Regions from separate parts of the Homo sapiens genome. Here region 2 is linked to region 1. Evidence: chromatin loops called from intact Hi-C (ENCODE). Cell type or tissue: endothelial cell of umbilical vein. All regions are shown on one strand. Links, peaks and the distances in the headings refer to the core of each region. The heading gives the core; the rest is flanking DNA.

Evidence for each region. Hi-C counts contacts between places; a loop is a spot of excess contacts. Peaks named below come from ENCODE experiments on the same cell type or tissue, not always from the same donor. Only the 100,000 strongest peaks of a DNase experiment are listed, where the experiment ranks them.
Region 2: it touches region 1 in a loop (2.1-fold over the local background); 4 of 110 quality-filtered maps call a loop at or near these places.

Annotation. Positions count from the first base shown.
Region 1 is chr5:76,863,769-76,873,158 of GRCh38, reverse strand. It overlaps S100Z (S100 calcium binding protein Z), which reads right to left. Exons shown (of 5, transcript NM_130772.4): 2 at 2,875-2,993. Among named protein-coding and RNA genes, the nearest start is that of S100Z, 18 kb to the right of the region's middle. RefSeq lists an enhancer at 2,114-2,811. In endothelial cell of umbilical vein, for the core only: a CTCF peak has its summit at 4,904; a DNase peak (open chromatin) is centred at 4,868.
Region 2 is chr5:76,954,745-76,964,134 of GRCh38, reverse strand. It overlaps CRHBP (corticotropin releasing hormone binding protein), which reads right to left. Exons shown (of 7, transcript NM_001882.4): 4 at 8,272-8,482; 5 at 5,246-5,394; 6 at 675-792. Among named protein-coding and RNA genes, the nearest start is that of CRHBP, 6.4 kb to the right of the region's middle. In endothelial cell of umbilical vein, for the core only: no CTCF peak of the experiment used is centred there; DNase peaks (open chromatin) are centred at 4,614 and 4,874; H3K27ac peaks cover 665 bases; H3K27me3 peaks cover 225 bases.

The DNA.
Region 1 (9,390 bases), core at 972-8,971:
AGCATGAACTGCCTGGCTTTACCTCTCACCTCTGCCACTAGTTGTGTGATCCTGTGCTGGTCAATTAGCATCTATGCTGCATTTTCCCCATTAGTCTAAATGGGGATGACCATAGCACCTACTCAGAATGGAAAAAACAAACTCTATACAATATTTATTTTATTTATTTATTTATTATTATTTTTGAGGCAAGGTCTGACTCTGGTTGCCCAGGCTGGAGTGCAGTGGTGCCATCACAGCTCACTGCAGCCTCGACCTCCTGGGCTCAGACAATTCTTCCATCTCAGCCTCCCAAGTAGCTGGGACTACAGGTTCACACCACCATGCCTGGCTAATTTTTATTTTTATTTTTGTATTTGTAGTAGAGATGGGGTTTTGCCATGTTGCCCAGGCTGGTCTTGAACTCCTGAGCTCACGCAATCCGCCTGCCTTGGCCTCCCAAAATGCTGGGATTACAGGTGTGAGCCACTGCACCCAGCCTTATTTTATTTATTTTTTTAAGACAGAGTCTTGCTCTGTCACCCATGCTGGAATGCAGTGGCCCAGTAATGGCTCACTGCACCTCAACCTCCCAGGCTCAAGCGATCCTCCTGCTTCAGCCACCTGAGTAGCTGGGACAACAGGCACATGTTATCATGCCTGACTAATTTTTTTATTTTTGTAGATATGGGGTCTCCCTATGTTTCCCAGGCTGGTGTCAAACTCCTGGCCTCAAGTGATCCTCCTGCCTTGGCCTCCCAAAGTGCTGGGATTACAGGCTTTAGCCACCTTACATTGTCTCTGTGAAATACTTAAAGAGGTTTATTTTGAGCCGATATGAGTGACCACGGCCCAGGGAACTGTCTCAAGAGGTCCTAAGAAGGTATGCCCAAGGTGGCAGGTTACAATTTAGTTCATTATTTATTTATTTTTGAGATAGGGTCTCCCGCTGTCACCCAGACTGGAGTGCAGTGGTGCAATAATGGCTCACTGCAGCCTCGAACTCCCAGGCTCAAGCAATCCTCCCACTTCAGTTTCCTGAATAGCTGAGACCACACACAGGTGCACACCACCATTCCTGGTTAATTTTTTATTTTTTACTTTTTTTAGAGATGAGGTCTCACTATGCTGCCCAAGCTGGTCTCAAACTCCTGGGCTCAAGTGATCCTCCTGCCTTAGCCTCCCAAAGTGCTGAGATTATGGGCATGAGCCACTGTACCTGGCCAAAATTTGGTTTTATATGTTAAGTTATAGGCGAAGTCATAAATCAGTATATGTAAGGTGTACATTGGTTTGGCTCAAAAAGGCAGGGGTATGGGGCTTACAGATCACAAGTGGATTCAAAGATTTTCGGGCAGGGCCCGGTGGCTCACGCCTGTAATCCCAATACTTTGGGAGGCCAAGGTGGGTGGATCATCTGAGGTAAGGAGTTCGAGACCAGCTTGGCCAACATGGTGAAACCCTGTCTCTACTAAAAATACAAAAAAAAATTAGCCGGGTGTGGTGGTGCATGCCTGTAATCCCAGCTACTCAGGAGGCTGAAGCAGGAGAATCACTTGAACTTGGGAGGTGGAGGTTGCAGTGAGCCAAGATCATGCCACTGCCCTCCAGGGTGGGTGATAAAGCGACACTCTGTCTAAAAAAAAAAAAAAAAAAAAAGAGTTTCTGATTGGCAATTTGTTGAAAGAGTTAAGCATTGTTGTCTAAAGACTTGAAGTCAGCAGAAAGAAATTCTTGAGTTAAGATAAAGGGGGCTGTGGAAGCCAAGGTTCTTCTTATGTAGATGAAACCTCCAGGTAGCAGCCTTCAGAGAGAATAAATGATAAATGTTTCTTTTTGGACCTTAAAAAGTGTCAAATTCCTAGTTAATTTCTCCTAGATCTGGAAAGGCCTAGCTGCATTAATGGAGATTCTCTATAGATGCAAAATTTCCCCCATAAAAGACGGCTTTACAGGACCATTTCAAAATATGTCAGAGAAGTCTATTTTGGGGTAAAATATTTTGATTTCCTTCATGGTCTGCTATCTGTCATGTGATGCTACCAGAGTGAGGTTGGAATTTGGTATCCCAAAAGGAAAGAGGTACAATGAGGCCTGTCTGACCTCTCTTCCCATCAAGGCCTGGAATTCAGTTGTTCAGGTTTCTCTGGGGTCCCCTGGGCCAAGAGAGGGTCTGTTCAGTCAGTTGAGGAGCTTAGGATTTTATTTTATTTTTTTCTTTGTAGAAATGGAGTCTTGCTATGTTGCCCACGCTGGTCCCAAACTTCTGGCCTCAAGCAATCCTCCCACCCCAGCCTCCCAAAATGCTGGGATTATAGATGTGAGCCAGCGTGCCCAGCCTCCTCCTCATTTTTTAAAGCACTTTCCCCTCTCCAGCTCTTAAATGTTGTTCCCACTGTGGTCTCAGCTACTCCTATAATTTCAGTCTCTCCCAAGATTATATTTCTTGGCCCAGATCTGTCTGCTAAGCTCCAGAACCATCTATCCAACAGCCTGCTGGACCACATCTCTACCTGAATGTCCCACAAGCTTTTCAAACTCAATTCGGACTGTCCACTAAAGAAAAAAAAAAATCAAGCTTTTAGAAAGTTAAAACTAGTTTTACTCAGGAATCTTACTGAGGACTATAGACCAAGGTCTACATCCTGGGAGCAGCCCTTCAGAGGGGTTCTGTGAGACTGCTCCAGCAAGGTAGCTCCACCCGCAGCTTCTACACAGGCCTTGGGGGTTCACTACATGCAAAGTCACATCAAACTTGCAGAAGTTACATTAAAGCAGAATCACATCAAGGTTTGTGTATAAGAGTACATCTGGTATAGATTACAGAGGCATCATCCCTAACCCCATCAGACATTATGTTACCTATAGGAAAAGGCATTAATTAGGCTTATTTACCTATTAAGGAATGCGATGACTCAGCCGAGACACGGGACTGTATGCTGTATCCTTTGTCTTCAAAGCATTTTTCTGGAGAGCTGGGTGTCTACACAGAGTCAGGGGCTTGTGAAATTACACTGGCAAGCAGAAATGAGTAAATACGTCTTTTTACGTTTTCTACTTTATCTCACGGGACCTAAGCAAAACTCATCCCCTCAGTCATCTCAAACATCCAGTTCCTTGGTCACACCAGCTTCTGTCACAATTTTTTTTTTTTTTTGAGACGGAGTCTTAGTCTGTCACCCAGGCTGAAGTGCAGTGACAGGATCTCAGCTCACTGCAACCTCTGCCTCCTGGGTTCAAGCAATTCTCCTTCCTCAGCCTCCTGAGTAGCTGGGATTACAAGTGGGCACCGCCACGCTGGGCTAATTATTTTGTGTGTTTTTAGTATAGATGGGGTTTCACCATGTTGGCTAGGCTGGTCTTGAACTCCTGGCCTCAAGTGATCCACCTGCCTCAGCCTCCCAAAGTGCCGGGATTACAGGTGTGAGCCACTGCACCCAGCCACAATTCTTAAATACCAGCTAAACTGGTCCACTTCTCTCCATTCTTCACCACCTTTGGGGCCTTTTAATTTTTGGTCCCTATTACTGCAGTGGCTTCCTTACTGCTCTTTCTACTTTCTACCATGCCCCTCCATTCTCACGTCTATTCTGCTGTCAGAGAAGCTGATCTAAATCACAAATCAACACCCACGCTCCTGGCCATTCAAAGGGTTGGCCCTGCCTGCAAACTGACCATGGTGTTGGGAGCTCCCATTCTTCCATGCCTTTGCAGGTTCTGAGCACACTGTGTGGAAAGCTAATTCCATCTGCTCCTTTAAGATCAGTTCAAATGTCATCTCCTCTTGGACATTTTCCTGCACTCTTCCCAACTACCCACCCCACATCCCCCCATCTCTGATAGGTGCCTTCTCTGTCCTCTCCTATTTCCTACCTTATGTTTGTTTTTCTCATCATTGCACTTACCATACATTCCCAACATCACGTTTTTTTTTGTCTGCCGTATGTTCCCCACCCTCCACACTTTGAATGAGTTCCTTGATGTCAGGGTTGATATCTGGTTCATCTATGCATTCCACAGCATTTAGCACAGGGACAGGCATATGGAAGTGCTCAGAAATCCTCACTGATGGATGAATTCATAAACAAATCAATCAGAGAGGGAAACATAAGATTCCCCAAGAGTTGGCCTTGTCTAGTTTAACTGCCAAATAATTATTTGATTGCCTTTATTCCACATAAAAATTTGCTTCATCAAAGGGAGAAAGAGAAACAGACAGACAGACAACAGTCATGTCAATGAATATAAAGAGTTTGAGCTGGATGTGGTGGCTCACGCCTGTAATCCCAGCACTTTGGGAGGCTGAGGCGGGTAGATCACTTGAGGTCAGGAGTTTGAGACCAGCCTGACCAAAACGGTGAAACCCCGTCTCTACTAAAAATACAAAAAGCAGTGAGATGTGGTGGCATGCGCCTGTAGTCCCAGCTACTCGGGAGGCTGATGCAGGAGAATCGCTTGAACCCAGGAGACAGAGGTTACCGTGAGCCGAGATAATGCCATTGCACTCCAGCCTGGGTGTTGCAGCCAGACTCTGTCGCAAAAAAAAAAAAAAAAAAGAGTTTGAATTTGGAATAAAATATTATTTAATTCCAAATTAAGTTGTTGAAGTTATAGATGCACTAAAATCAGTAAATCTTACAGAGTATATGGGTCTCAACAGTATTATATTTATATCATATTTAACCATAAAATAATTTACTCGGAGAACTCAGTTGGCAGGTAAAACTCCTAATAGAATAGATATTGAAAATTGTAATGCTGTAATTTGATTCAAGAGATGAAAATGTGGCTTCTACATCTTGGCTCTTGGGGTTTAAAAGCAAGGTGATTTTCTCTTTGTTTCTACTGGGCTTTGGCAGAGCTAAATATATCCTTTGGTACATGCTGCCCCTTAGTGTCAATCTCCAGGACTGCACCTGGCAGCCCTCTAATTCCCAGAATGCACTTGAAATCCTATTTATAAAGCCCTTTCTTCAGGGGCTTATCTTTATATAACCCAGCCTCAGCCCCTGCCCTCCAGGAGACTTTCAGAAACAAAGGCAATGTCAAAAGGCTCAAAAAGAATCTGTCAGGCTAGAGACACAAATTTACGGGTGACATGAAATCCCAGGAGGGGGAGACACACCTGTTGATAGCACAGAGGGTTATCCTATGCACCTTGCTTGCTCTATTAATTATTTCCATTGCACTTTGCAATTTTGGTATGAGTCATAGCCCTTAGGGCGTAAAGGTCTGAGATAGTGTGCAAAGAATGGGAGAAATGATCAGATTTGGGGGGAGCTTAAAGGTAATGACTGTGGCCGGCCGCAGTGGCTCACGCCTGTAATCCCAGCATTTTGGGAGGCCAAGGTGGGTGGATCACCTGAGGTCAGGAGTTTGAGACCAGCCTGGCCAACATGGCGAAACCCCATCTCTACTAAAAATACAAAAATTAGTCGGGCATGGTTATGCATGCCTGTAATCCCAGCTACTCGAGAGGCTGAGGCAGGAGGATCATTTGAACTCAGTTGCAGAGAGCTGAGATCACACCACTATACTCCAGCCTGGGAGACAGAGTGAGACCCCACCTCAAAAAAAAAAAAAGAAAAAAAAAAAGTAAGGATGATTTTAGAGAAAAAAAACTGGTAAATATCCACAAAGGTGGGAGCAAAAGGAGAAAAGATATTTGTAAGTGAGGCATTGGTCATGGACTCTGAAAGACAAGACGTATGTGAAGAAGAGGCATCCTGTCAACCGGGCAGGCAGACACCCTCCTTAGACTGAGGATACCCCCAGAGTGTCTGAGCCAGGAACTGCCCTGGGGCCAAGACTACAGTCATACAGGAGGCTAAGTTGCTTCCTCCTAAACTCTCCAGTTTTTGTCTTTTTATGTAACCAGATTCAAATGTTCTATCATTTTCCTAGCAACAGCATGAGGAATCTCAGTGGGAGGGACGGACCTCAGAAGGGTGGACACTTTTGAGGGTGGTGAGTATGTTTATTATCTTGACTGTGGTGATGGTGTCACTGGTGTATACAGATGTCAAACTTACCAAAGTGTGTATTTTAAATACGTGCAGTTTATTGTGTGTCAATTATAACTCAAAGCTATTTTTAAAAGGAAAGAAAGAAGCTTTCCTAGAATCGCACAACTATGTCGTAGCAGAGCTGAGACTCAGACCCATGCTTGTCTGACAAAAGATAAAATCATGCAGCCATTTAAAATTAGAATTATAAAGACTACAAAAATGCAAAAAAAATTTCAGGAAAATGGTAAGTGAAACTAACAAAGTAGAAATTATACATATGCTGTAATGGATAAATGTTGTGTACCTAAAGAGGGAAAATGAAATAGTCCTGTGTTACTTAATGACAGAAATATATTCTGAGAAATGCGTCATTAGGTGATTTTGTCATTGTGTGAACATCATAGGGTATACTTACACACACGTAGATGGTACAGCCCACTACACACCTAGGCCATATGGCATAGCCTATTGCTCCTAGGCTATAAACCTGTACAGCATATAACTGTGCTGAATACTGCAGGCAACTGTAATGCAATAGTATTTGTGTAGGTAAATATAGAAAAGGTACAGTAAAAATATGTATAAAAGATAAAAAAAATAGTACACCTTTATAGGACACTTACCATGAGTGGAGGCTGCAGGACTGGAAGTTGCTCTGTGTGAGTTGGTAAGTAAATGGTGAGTGAATGTGAAGGCCTAGGACCTAGGACACTACTATACACTGCTATAGCCTTCATAAACATTGTACAGTTAGGCTGCACTAAATTTATTTTATAATACTTTTCATGGCCAGGTGTGGTGGCTCATATCTGTAATCCTAGCACTTGGGGAGGCTGAGGCAGGCAGATCATTTGAGCCCAGAATTTCGAGACCATTGTGGGCAACATAGTGAAACCCTGTCTCTGCTAAAAATACAAAAATTAGCCGGGCATGGTGGCGCATGCCTGTAGTCCCAGCTACTTGGGAGGCTGAGGTGGGGGGACCACTTGAGGCTGGGAGGTGGAGGTTGCAGTGAGCCAAGATCACTACACTGCACTCCAGCCTGGGTGACAGAGCAACACCCTGTCTCAAAAACAAGCAAACAAACAAAAATTTTTCTTTCTTCAAAATAAGTTAACCTTACCTTACTGTAACTTTTTTTTTTTCTTTTTTTCTTTGAGATGGAGTCTCACTCTGTCGCCCAGGCTGGAGTGCAGTGGTGTGATCTCAGCTCACTGCAACCTCTGCTTCCCGGGTTCAAGTGATTCTCCTGCCTCAGCCTCCTGAGTAGCTGGGATTACAGGCACCCGCCACCACACCTGGCTAATTTTTTTTTATTTTTAGTAGAGACGGGGTTTCACCATGTTGGCCAGGCTGGTCTCGAACTACTGACCTCAAGTGATCCACCCACCTCAACCGCCCAAAGTGCTGGGATTACAGGCATGAGCCACTGCGCCCAGCCAACATTCTAGCTTTATAAGCTTTTAAATTTTTTAAACTTTTTGACACTTTTGTAATAACACTTCACTTGAAACTCACACTGTACAGCTGTACAATTTTTTCTTTATATTTTTATTCTATAAGTTTTTTCTATTTTTAATTTTTTTTTTAACTTTGTAAACTTTTTCATTAAAAACTAGGACATGGGCCGGGTACAGTGGCTCACGCCTGTAATCCCAGCACTTTGGGAGGCCGAGGCAGGTGGATCACCTGAGGTCAAGAGTTTGAGACCAGCCTGACCAACATGGTGAAATCCTGTCTCTACTAAAAATACAAAAAAAATAGCCAGGCCTGGTGGTGTGCACCTGTAATCCCAGCTACTCGGGAGGCTAAGGCAGGAGAATCACTTGAAGCCGGGAGGCGGAGGTTGCAGTGAGCCAAGATCGCACCACTGCACTCCAGCCTGGGTAACAAGAGTGAAACTCCATCTCAAAAAAAAAAAAAAAAAAAAAGAGCTAGGACACAAACACACACATTAGCCTAGGCCTACACAGGGTCAGAATCATCATTGCTGTGTTCCGTCTCTACATCTCATCCCACTGGAAGGTCTCAGGGACAATAACACCTGTGGAGCTGGCATCTGTGATAACAACGCCTTCTGAAGGGCCTGCCCAAGGCTGCTTTACAGTTAGCTTTTTTTATGAATTGAGGGAGTACACGCTAAACTAACAGTTAAAAGTATAGTAGGCCGGGCGTGGTGGCTCATGCCTGGAATCCCAGCACTTTGGGAGGCTGAGGCGGGCTGATCATGAGGTCAGGAGTTTGAAACCAGCCTGGCCAATATGGTGAAATGCCATCTCTACTAAAAATACAACAATTAGCCAGGCATGGTGATGTGCGACTGTAGTCTCAGCTACTAGGGAGGCTGAGGCAGAAGAATCACTTGAACCCGGGAGGCAGAGGTTGCAGCGAGCCGAGATCGTGCCACTGCACTCCAACCTGGGTGACAGGCGAGATTCCCTTTCAAGAAGAAAAAAGTATAATAAATGAGGCCAGGCCAGTGGCTCACGCCTATAATCCCAGCACTCTGGGAGGCTGAGGCGGGTGGCTCGCTTGAGCTCAGGAGTTTGAGACCAGCCTAGGCAACATGGCAAAACCCTGTCTCTACTAAAAATACAAAAATTAGTTGGATGTGGTGTCATGCGCCTGTGGTTCCACCTGCCTCTGGGAGGCTGAGGTGTTAGGATTGCTTGAGCCCAGGAGGCAGAGGTTACAGTTAGCCGAGATTGTGCCACTGCACTCCAGCCTGGGTGACCGAGTGAGACTCCATCTCAAAAAAAAAAAAAAAAAAAAAAAAAAAAAAAAATATAGTATGCATTAAGCAGTAACATAGCTGTTTATTATCAGGTATCATGTAGTGTAATTGTATGTTCTATACTTTTATACAACTGGAAACACAGCAGGTTTGTTTACACCAGTATCGCCCCAGACATGTAAGTATTGTGTTGTGTTATGACAGTGTGATGGTGTGACTTCACTAAGCAAGAAGAATTTTTCAGTTCTATTATAATCTTATGGGACCATTGTCATATATGTGGTTGGTCCATCATTGAGCAAAATGTCATTATGGGCACATGACTGTAGTTTTATTCATTGTTTAATAGAATTACGGAGGATTTAGAAATTCTTTAATGCTGCTGACAAATTGCATTTTCAGTTAAAACATTAATTGTAATAATACAGTATTTAAAATTGTAACCTATCTCCATATTAAGCACTGTCTTTTAAGGTATAATGTTGAATAAAGATTTAGCATATAAAATTCTAGATTTAAGTTTCCAGTTTATAAGGCTTCTTTCACATACTTAGGGCAACCATTTGCCCTGTGCTGGAGCCTTCAAGAGATAATATAATTGGCCGGGCGCAGTGGCTCACACCTGTAATCCCAGTACTTTGGGAGGCCAAGGTGGGTGGATCACAAGGT
Region 2 (9,390 bases), core at 896-8,895, 91 kb before region 1:
CCATCCTCACCTGACATGAGCATAAAAAAGTGAAAATACTCACTTGTCTCTGACATAGATCTGGTTCTATTTGGCATATGCTGTGCCAAATAAACCAGTCTTCTATTACTGGTGACCGCTTTTAGATTTCAGAATTTACCTCTGTGTTACACTGGCCTTTGAGAGGCTAGTTTAGCCATAAGAAGTTATAGACTTAGCAGTTCTAAGAATTTCTAATAAAGCTTATCACTTTGTTGTTTATTTACTATGAGTAACACACACACATACATACACATACATAAAAAACAGTTATTTCATTATTATCCTATTACTAATTGATGATACATCTACTATTTGAACCATAAGTGTTTCAGTTAGTAAACTCTTTAGTCTCTAGAAAATGAAAGCAGAGACCCCCAAGAAAATGGAAAGAATGCAGATTTTAAAAGCTTTGTCTTTTTCATAGTTTTACTTAAGGCCAACCTTTATTGCTTCAAAGGTTTCTCTCCCAGTGTCGGATATTTTGGTAAAGATACTGATGTTATATATAGCCTCAAATCCTCATACTGGCTCAGTGTGAAAAATTGAAGGCTTTTTTGGCGAAACTCACCTTCCAATGTAGAAAATATTAGGGGAGTGCTTATTTTTTTTTAATCTTGATAGGCACATACATAACAATCAAAGAAATACCTCACCCGGGCCATGAAAGGGGTAGCAGAGATCAGCTAAAGGCGTCATCTTGGAAGGGTCCAATCCAGTTCCTCCCAGCAGCTCCACAAAGTCTCCTATTCCCTCGCAACCTGCTGAGGATTTCTAAGGGAATAAAGCAGCAGAGAAAGACACATTTAAACCAATTACAGAAGTCAAACCATTTGACCAACAGCGGGTCCATGAATTCACTCAATCAGCCCTCAACATCCTGGCAATACCATTTAATTTAACATCTGGGACTCTGGAAATTAAAAGACATTTAAAAGAGAAAAAATCATAAAAATTGCTTTTCTAAATCAGTTGAGTAATCATTTTTTTTAGAAATGTGTGTACATGTTTTTTTCATTTTTTTTAAGCTCAAGGACTGGAATGATAAAATGGAAATCTGTAAACTCCATATAAGATGTGTGGAAATTCAACCAAAAAATGCTTTACTTTTCAAATCATTTGGACATACATACTGAATCACTCCAATTTCTTAATGCATGCAGTCACAGCTAAGCGAAGTCAAATACCTACATTTTATAAATAGGGCTTTCACATCCGTTTTTCCTTCACCTCATCTCTTTTCTTCTTCTTTGTAAAGGAAATTTGTGTGCTATTGGAACACCTCATTTCTAACAATAAGAATTTTGATTAATTATGAGTATGTTAAAGAAATAATAAAACCCTGATTTGGGGCCCAAGTTAGCTACAGTTACCATGATCTTTCTCCTTTCAACTAAAACAAATTTATTTCAAGCTACTCAAAAGAATTCATTCTAAAGCTTTGTGTGGTCCACCATGATCACCTTTTCCTGCTTCCCCCTTTTTTTTTTTTTTCAATTTTGTAGAGATGGGTCCTTGATATGTTGCCCAGGCCGGTCTTGAACTCCTAACCTCAAGGGATCCTCCTGCCTCGGACTCCCAAAATGCTGGGATTACAGGTGTGAGCCACCTCACCCAGCCTTTTCATTTTTTCCACACTGTCTTGTCCATAGCAATCCCCGTGCCTCACTTTCCAACACAAACAAAGCAACCACTCTTAGTCCCAAAAGTACTCTGAGCCCCCATCTCCCCAGGGCAGTCTCACAAGTATGCCACCTGTGCAGCCACAAAAAGCCAGTGCCTAGAAGGGCTCTATGCTTGGTTTAATGTTCTGCTGCATTTTCATAAAATTGTAATAAGGGCTCCCACATTTTCATTTGTACTGGTCCCCACAATTTTGCCTGTGATCCTCTTTTTCATTGAAGTGTGCTCATTAAGAGATCTAGTAGAATGTGACAAGGTGCTCAGTACTTCACTAGATAGACCTTAACACATAGGAACCAAAATCTAAAATAGAGAACTTAATACACACACACACCCACACACACACATAAGCACACACATTCAGGCATTTAGAAGGGCACTGACCAGCATGGTGGCTCACGCCTGTAATTCCAGCACTTTGGGAGGCCAAGGCAGGTGGATCATTTGAGGTCAGGAGTTCGAGACCAGCCTGGCCAACACGGTGAAACCCCGTCTCCACTAAAAATACAAAAATTAGCCAAGCGCGGTGGCACACACCTGTAGTCCCAGCTACTCGGGAAGCTGAGGTGGGAGAATCACTTGAACCTGGGAGGCAGAGGTTGCAGTGAGCCAAGATCACGTCACTGCACTCCAGCCTGGGCGACAGAGTGAGACTCTGTCTCCGAAAAAACAAAACAAAACAAAACAAACAAAAAAACACAGAAGAGCATTGGAATACAACTGGAACTAAACAGCAAATTGGAAAATAACATAATGGCAACTGCTTCACTAATGAGCAGGGGCAGGTGGGGATACATATTTTTAAAGGGCCTACCTACTATGTACTGGGTTTGATGCTTAGAGGCTTTATACATAATTGCATCAAATGATGAAAGAGGTTTAATTAGCCCCACTGTATACAGGGCTTCATGTTCTTGTATTGAGAGTGGAATAAGCAATTTAGCAGTAAAGGAAAAAAACTTTAATTGCCTTTCCCTTGAGTAGAGGATGTCCAGGAGGAACATCTCTTACAACTAAATTTTCCACTTAGTTTTATAGGTTCCAAAATTCAGCAGGTGCTGTTGCAGGCAAAAAGGCAGACTCAGGAGAGAGAAGTAGGAAATAAAGAAGCTAGGAAGAAATAGAAACTAAAGTGAGGGGAACAAAACAAAGAAACAAGAAAGTTAAGTGCACTTATTCCTTGCTGTTCAATGATTTTTCTCCCTTCTTTGCAAACCTCTCAGCTTTTCTTACAATGGCAGAAACTGAGTTATGCAGGGACCTCTCAAGTTCAGTTTCTCAACAGGGATTCCCTAAATTTCTTTGTTCAGGTTCTAAGCCACTACTATCTTTTGCCTAGCCCACAATAATGTACCAAAAAAGTACTTGGCCAGGAGCAGTGGCTCATGTTTGTAATCCCAGCACTTTGGGAGGCCGAGGCGGGCAGATCACAAGGTCAGGAGTTTGAGACCAGCCTGGCCAATATGGTGAAACCCTGTCTCTACTAAAAATACAAAAAAAAATTAGCCAGGTGTGGTGGCTCATGCTTGTAATCCCAGCTACTCAGGAGACTGAGGCAGGAGAATTGCTTGAACCTCGGAGGCAGAGGTTGCAGTGAGCCGAGACTGCATGTCTGCACTCCAGCCTGGGCGACAGAGCGAGACTCCATCTCAAAAAAAAAACAAAAAACAAAAAACAATAAAAAGTACTTACATTCCTTGTACCAAATGTAAGATCCTCACACCAACTCAATGTGCAAAATTGAAGGTTTTTTGGTTTTGGTTTTATTTTGGTGGAACTCATCTTCCAATACATAGAAATCTGGGAGGTTTAAGAAAATAATCTTGATAGATATGTTAATAATAACTAAAGAAACATCTCACCAGAGCCATAAAAAGGGTGGCATGGCCCTACAGCCCATTCATTGCATGGAAGCCACAGTGACGTTTTAGACAGCATACATCAGATCATGTTGCTTTCCTCCCTGAACTCTTTCAGTGGTTTACCACTGCACTTAAACTCCCTAATGTGGCCTGCAGGGCTCACCACACTCTGGCCCTGCCCATCTCCCTGAAGCTGTTTTATGCCAATCCTCCTCTTCTTTCCATGTCTGGAATCCAGCAAGCCCATTCCTGCCTCTGAGCCCCTGCACTGTTCCCTCTGCTCCCTGTTCTCACAGCTGCTGGTTCCTTCTGATCTATCACCCAGGTCTCACTTCTCAAAAGGTTTCTTTCCTGACCACTTTATCACAAGTAGCCCCGCGCCTCTCCATCCACCCCCATGCTCCCAGTCACTGTCTACCACACTACTCTGCTGCATTTTCTGTATAGCACTTATCACCAACTGAAATACATGGCAATTTTGCCTGTCTCATCCCACTTGAATGCAGGGTCCCTGTGAGCAGGACCTGTCTTGTTTATTGCTAATTTCCAGCATCTACAATAGTGCCTTGCACATGGTAAGCATTCAAAAAATATTTTGTGAAGGAACAGATGCCTAGAACACTGTAGGCTCTAAATTGTTCGGGAGGAAACACCAAGATTACCCCCATAGCCCCAATAACTAAAGTGCAGATCTCCCAGTCTGTGCTCACACCTTTCATCTTCTATATTTTACATCAAAAATGACATACAAATAATATCAAGCCAGTAAAACTGTACCAAAGATACCCAAAAATGTCCTTATCAAAGGACTATTCTTCCACTAAGTTCCAACTTAAAAAAAGCAGGCACTAGTCCATGAATTTAGGGCTTAAAGGAAATTGGATATACTCCTTTTCTCAGTCCTAGTTCTATTTATTTGGTTTTCACTAAAATCTGTCTGATTAGGAATTATGACTGCCTTTGATAGCAGCAAATACATGAGTTATCTTAACCTAGTCATGTGAGAAAGTAGAAGGAAATGAGGATGACTCAGAGGGAAAATGCTACCAGTGCAAGAAAATGCGGTCAAACTCAGCATGAATTTTAAGGTCCATACAGAAGTTTATTCAAAAACAAGTTGATAGGGGTTCTTGGCTAATATTTTTTAGGCAAAATGTATTGAGTTAAATGTCATGCCAAATACTTTTCAAAGCTTTACTGTATTTTGCAATCTAAAAATCCAATTTTGTATTTTATGCTACAGTTAGCACTCCTTCACAACGCAGTTCTGTCAATGAGATACTTCCTTCATGTCAAAAGAAAATTCCAATAATCAGAAAAACAGCTGTGTAGATGACTCACACTACGTTCTGCTAGGAGAGAATTTTTGTAAAAGAGGCAAGTACAAGAGAGTTCAATTGTAATTATATACCACAACTTTACCAATTGAAAACACTTCTTACATCACAGGGAAAGTATTCAAGTAGTCAGAAGGGGCACCTGAGTATGCAACTTGCCGCATAACTGAAATAGAAGAGGGGGTTAGTCAAAGCAGCTAGGGCAAACACATTTGAGATTTAAGAGTTCATCAGAGCAACGTACTACGCCAATTTGCTAGTGTCCAGGTTTTCCCTATATGATTGCTTCTGCTCTGATAAAGTTGTGGCCTTATCAAACGGTTAGGAAACAAGTAAGCAACTCACCTTTAACTGAAGACCATTTACGTGTCCCAGGGTAAGATCAGATATTTTGATCACCACAGGATAAATTATGGAGAAGCTGCAGTTTCGATGCTGGTGTGGAACTACCAGGGTAAACTTTCCATTTGGAGTCTGAGAAATGACATTGCAAGCTTTGTAGAAAAGAAAAAGAAATTCACGTTTCCTTTACTTGGTTTGCTAGGTTTTTATAGACATTTATTGTATCTTATTCTAGGGCTCCTGTTCATGATCTAGGGCCTTCTGCCCAGGAAGAGAGCATATATACCACAAAAGCAATTTGGAGACAGGAAGGATTTGGGGAACAAAAACCATCAGTGACACGTGGATATTGTCAGGAGGCCCTGGGCTGTGAGGGGGCTTCTAATGTTAATCTTAGGGGGTTACCTTGTTTATAACAATCACAAGACATAACACAGCACCCAAACAAATACTAGCTGGTAGTAGTTCTAGGAACACTTGAGTTAACTAGAGTCCAGCTTAAAGCTAGGAATCTGGAAAAATCGAGGCTTAATGGTGAGTCCAAAACTCAAACTCTGTCTATTTTTAAATAATAAAGTAAATAATTTTAAGTATTTTCTTTTTCATTCTTACTTATTTTCTTTTTTAAAAAAACTTAATTTTTATTTTAAAACTGGGGGCCTAGGATGCAGCTCGGCAGCTTCACCATGGCCCCAGGCTTATTTTAAGTATTTTTCTTTTCTTTTTTTTTTTCTGAGATGGAATCTTGCTCTGTCACCCTGGCTAGAATGCAGTGGCACCATCTCAGCTCACTGCAACCTCTGCCTCCCGGGTTCAAGTGATTCTCCTGCCTCAGCCTCCTGAGTAGCTGGGACTACAGACATGTGCCACAACATCTGGCTAATTTTTGTATTTTTAGTAGAGACAGGGTTTCACCACGTTGGCCAGGCTGGTCTCGACCTCCTGACCTCAAGGGATTCACCTGCCTCAGCCTCCCAAAGTGTAGGATTACAGGAGTGAGCCCCCATGCCAGGCCTATTTTAAGTATTTTTCTAATAGTGAGAAAATAGGCTGAGAAAAAAATGAAAGACAGCAGTATTAAGTCTGATAAATATTTGCTGCATGTTAAGTGATAAGTTAACTAAAAGGTGCATTTTTAATGTTTAATTTACTCCCAAGAACTTCTACAATTTTTTGTTTTATATCTCAAATCTAAATTTACAATACATTGGCCGGGAGTGGTGGCTCACGCCTGTAATCCCAGCACTTTGGGAGGCCGAGGCGGGTGGATCACGAGGTCAGGAGTTCATGACCAACCTGGCCAAGATGGTGAAACTCTGTCTCTACTAAAAACACAAAAATTAGCCAGGCATGGTGACGGGCGCCTGTAATCCCAGCTACTCGGGAGGCTGAGGCAGAGAATTGCTTGAACCCGAGAGGCAGAGGTTGCAGTGAGCCAAGATCGTGCCACTGCACTCCAGCATGGGTGACAGAGCAACACTCCGTCTCAAATAAATAAATTTACAATACATTAATTAGTCTAGATATGAAACTAGAAGCATCAGAATTTGTACTTTTTTTTCTGATTACTGGATGAATCAACATTGATCAGAACAGATCAGAAACACCTCTTGCCTCCTTTTCATATTTTTAATTATACTTACTTTCAAAAAGGACTGAAATTCCTTGATGGTTCTAGGAAGTTTCTTTTTTTAATAAACTTTTTTAAAAGTTTTAATACAGACAGGGTCTCACTTTGTGGGCCAGCCTGATCTTAAACTCCTGGGCTCAAGTGATCCTCCTCCTCGGCCTCCCAAAGTGCTAGGATTACAGGCATGAGCCACCACGCCTGGCCCAGGAGGTTTCTGATTTCTAACTAAACAAAATATAGGGGAAACTCTTTATTTTGTCTTCTAGAATTCTTCTGTTGCAGTCCTCAGGAACAGCCTTTTTGGGGGGCTTTTTCAAAAATTCTTTTGTTTTTTCAGAACTAGAAATCAAAAGATCAGTAGTGCATTATTCTTTGGCAGATAAAGGCCCCATCTTTCAGCCGCATGAAGTGTTACCATTAATTCTACTGTATGCAAAAATGAGTGATATGTGTTCCTTTTCTAATTTTTTAAACAGATTTTTCTCTTAATGGGGAAAAAACAATTAGCAGATGAGTAAATTCATTTTTTTTTTTTTTTGAGACAAGAGTCTCCCTTTGTCACCCCGGCTGGAGCGCAGTGGCGCGATCTCAGCTCACTGCAAGCTCCACCTCCCAGGTTCACGCCATTCTCTCCCAAGTAGCTGGGACTACAGGCGCCCACCACCACGCCCAGCTAATTTTTTGCATTTTTAGTAGAGATGGGGTTTCACTGTGTTAGCCAGGACGGTCTGGATCTCCTGACCTCGTGATCCGCCTGCCTTGGCCTCCCAAAGTGCTGGGATTACAGGCGTGAGCCACCGCGGAGTAAATATTTTTAGTAAGATAATATGCTTTAGACCTGGGCTGTTCAGTTGTGTAGCATAAGCTACGTGTGTGTCCATCATAAATGAATTGAATTAGAGTGGTGGGCTCAGAATCAGAAGGTAACATTGAGGTGCTATAATCCAACCCTCTGGTCAGGGCATGACATCGGTCTACCACATTCAGGCACAGGCTGAAAGACATGGAGACTTTCAAGCCTGTGCCTGAATATCTCTAAGACTGCAACTTTATATCTGATCACTCAAGCTTATCCTGGATTAGTGAAATGACTTGGAAGATTAAAGCTTATCACTAAATGCATTGTAGAACCTGAGAAGCTCAGAGCAAGACTTTGGAGAAAAGATAGAATTGTACTCTTCATAAATTAGTATACTACCTAACCTGGGAAATAAATTAAAAACTGTGATTTGATTTTCATAATAAAGAATAGAAACTATCCTTTAGGTCATTTCTAATTACAAAAAAATTTCCATTCAAATCATTCCTCAGTTCAAATTTCTTTAAGTCTGTGCAATGATACTACTTTCAAAAAGCGGGTCTATATCCGAAGTTCTGCCTTTTGACTGAGAACACTTACGAAAGAGGTTGGGGTCTGTCTTTATGGTTAATGTGAATCCATTTCCTGGTTCATGGACTCGGAAGAAGATCATGGCCACATTCTGGGAAGATCTGATGCTCCTCCTGCTAAGACCACTCTCACAGAAATCTATGTACCGCTCAGCTGAGGGGAGAGGATGATCCTGGGAACTGGGGAACTTCTCCCCCTTGAGAATCCAACCATCAAATACCTTTGAAAAAAATACAGACATAGATGCTATCATTTCCATCAACTCCTGAAGTCTGAAATGAGTTGAAAAGGGGGGGAAAGTCATCCAGCAATGGGCCTTCAGTCATAAGTGAGAATCGACAGTCCACACTCTGCCTGCTCGCCTTTTCATTTGTATATATTGGATGGTGAGGGTTGTTTGCAAGTAATAGTATTAATTAATTTTTTATAAGCCTTAAAGCTTCCAAAGTAAGTAAACTTCCTTATACTTTATCATTTCAACCACTTTGGTAAATAAAACAACGTACAATGTACATTTTTACCTTGGTCATATTTTCTACCTCTCACCTTCAGAAGAATTCCACAAAAGCATAATTTAGGTTTCGTGCAGCTTCTCTCTTTCCTCTAGTCATTGAAATGTGAACAAAATATCTTGAAAATAGATAGCAAAAGAAAAAACTGGAGCAGCAACTTTACCTGCTAATGACTATATACACCCATTTTTCTCATTTTTTAAAAATATCATCACATATTACTTTAAAATGTCAAGAACTGCTTCAACAGCCAGGCAATGATGGCTGGTATGCTACCTGGAACATTTTTCCTTCACTTGTTAAAGTTTGCAGTTGAACAAAGGGTCAGAGTCTATTGACTTGACCCTCAAAATCACCACAGGTCTCCAGTTTAACGAGTCCAATCTAGTCCACATTAGCAAAATTACCAACAACCCAGCTACAAATTATTTCTAACGCATGTGACAGGTTCCAAAATAATCCTACTTTGGAGATGTTAATCATGATTATTTTAATTGGACAGTAGAGCTCCATCAGCCATCCCATGCTGCCCTGTTATACTTATGGAGTCTGACGACTGGAATCGAGGAGGCAGTGAGCTTAGGGGTCTTGTCCTGCCCTCCCACCTATCTCAATC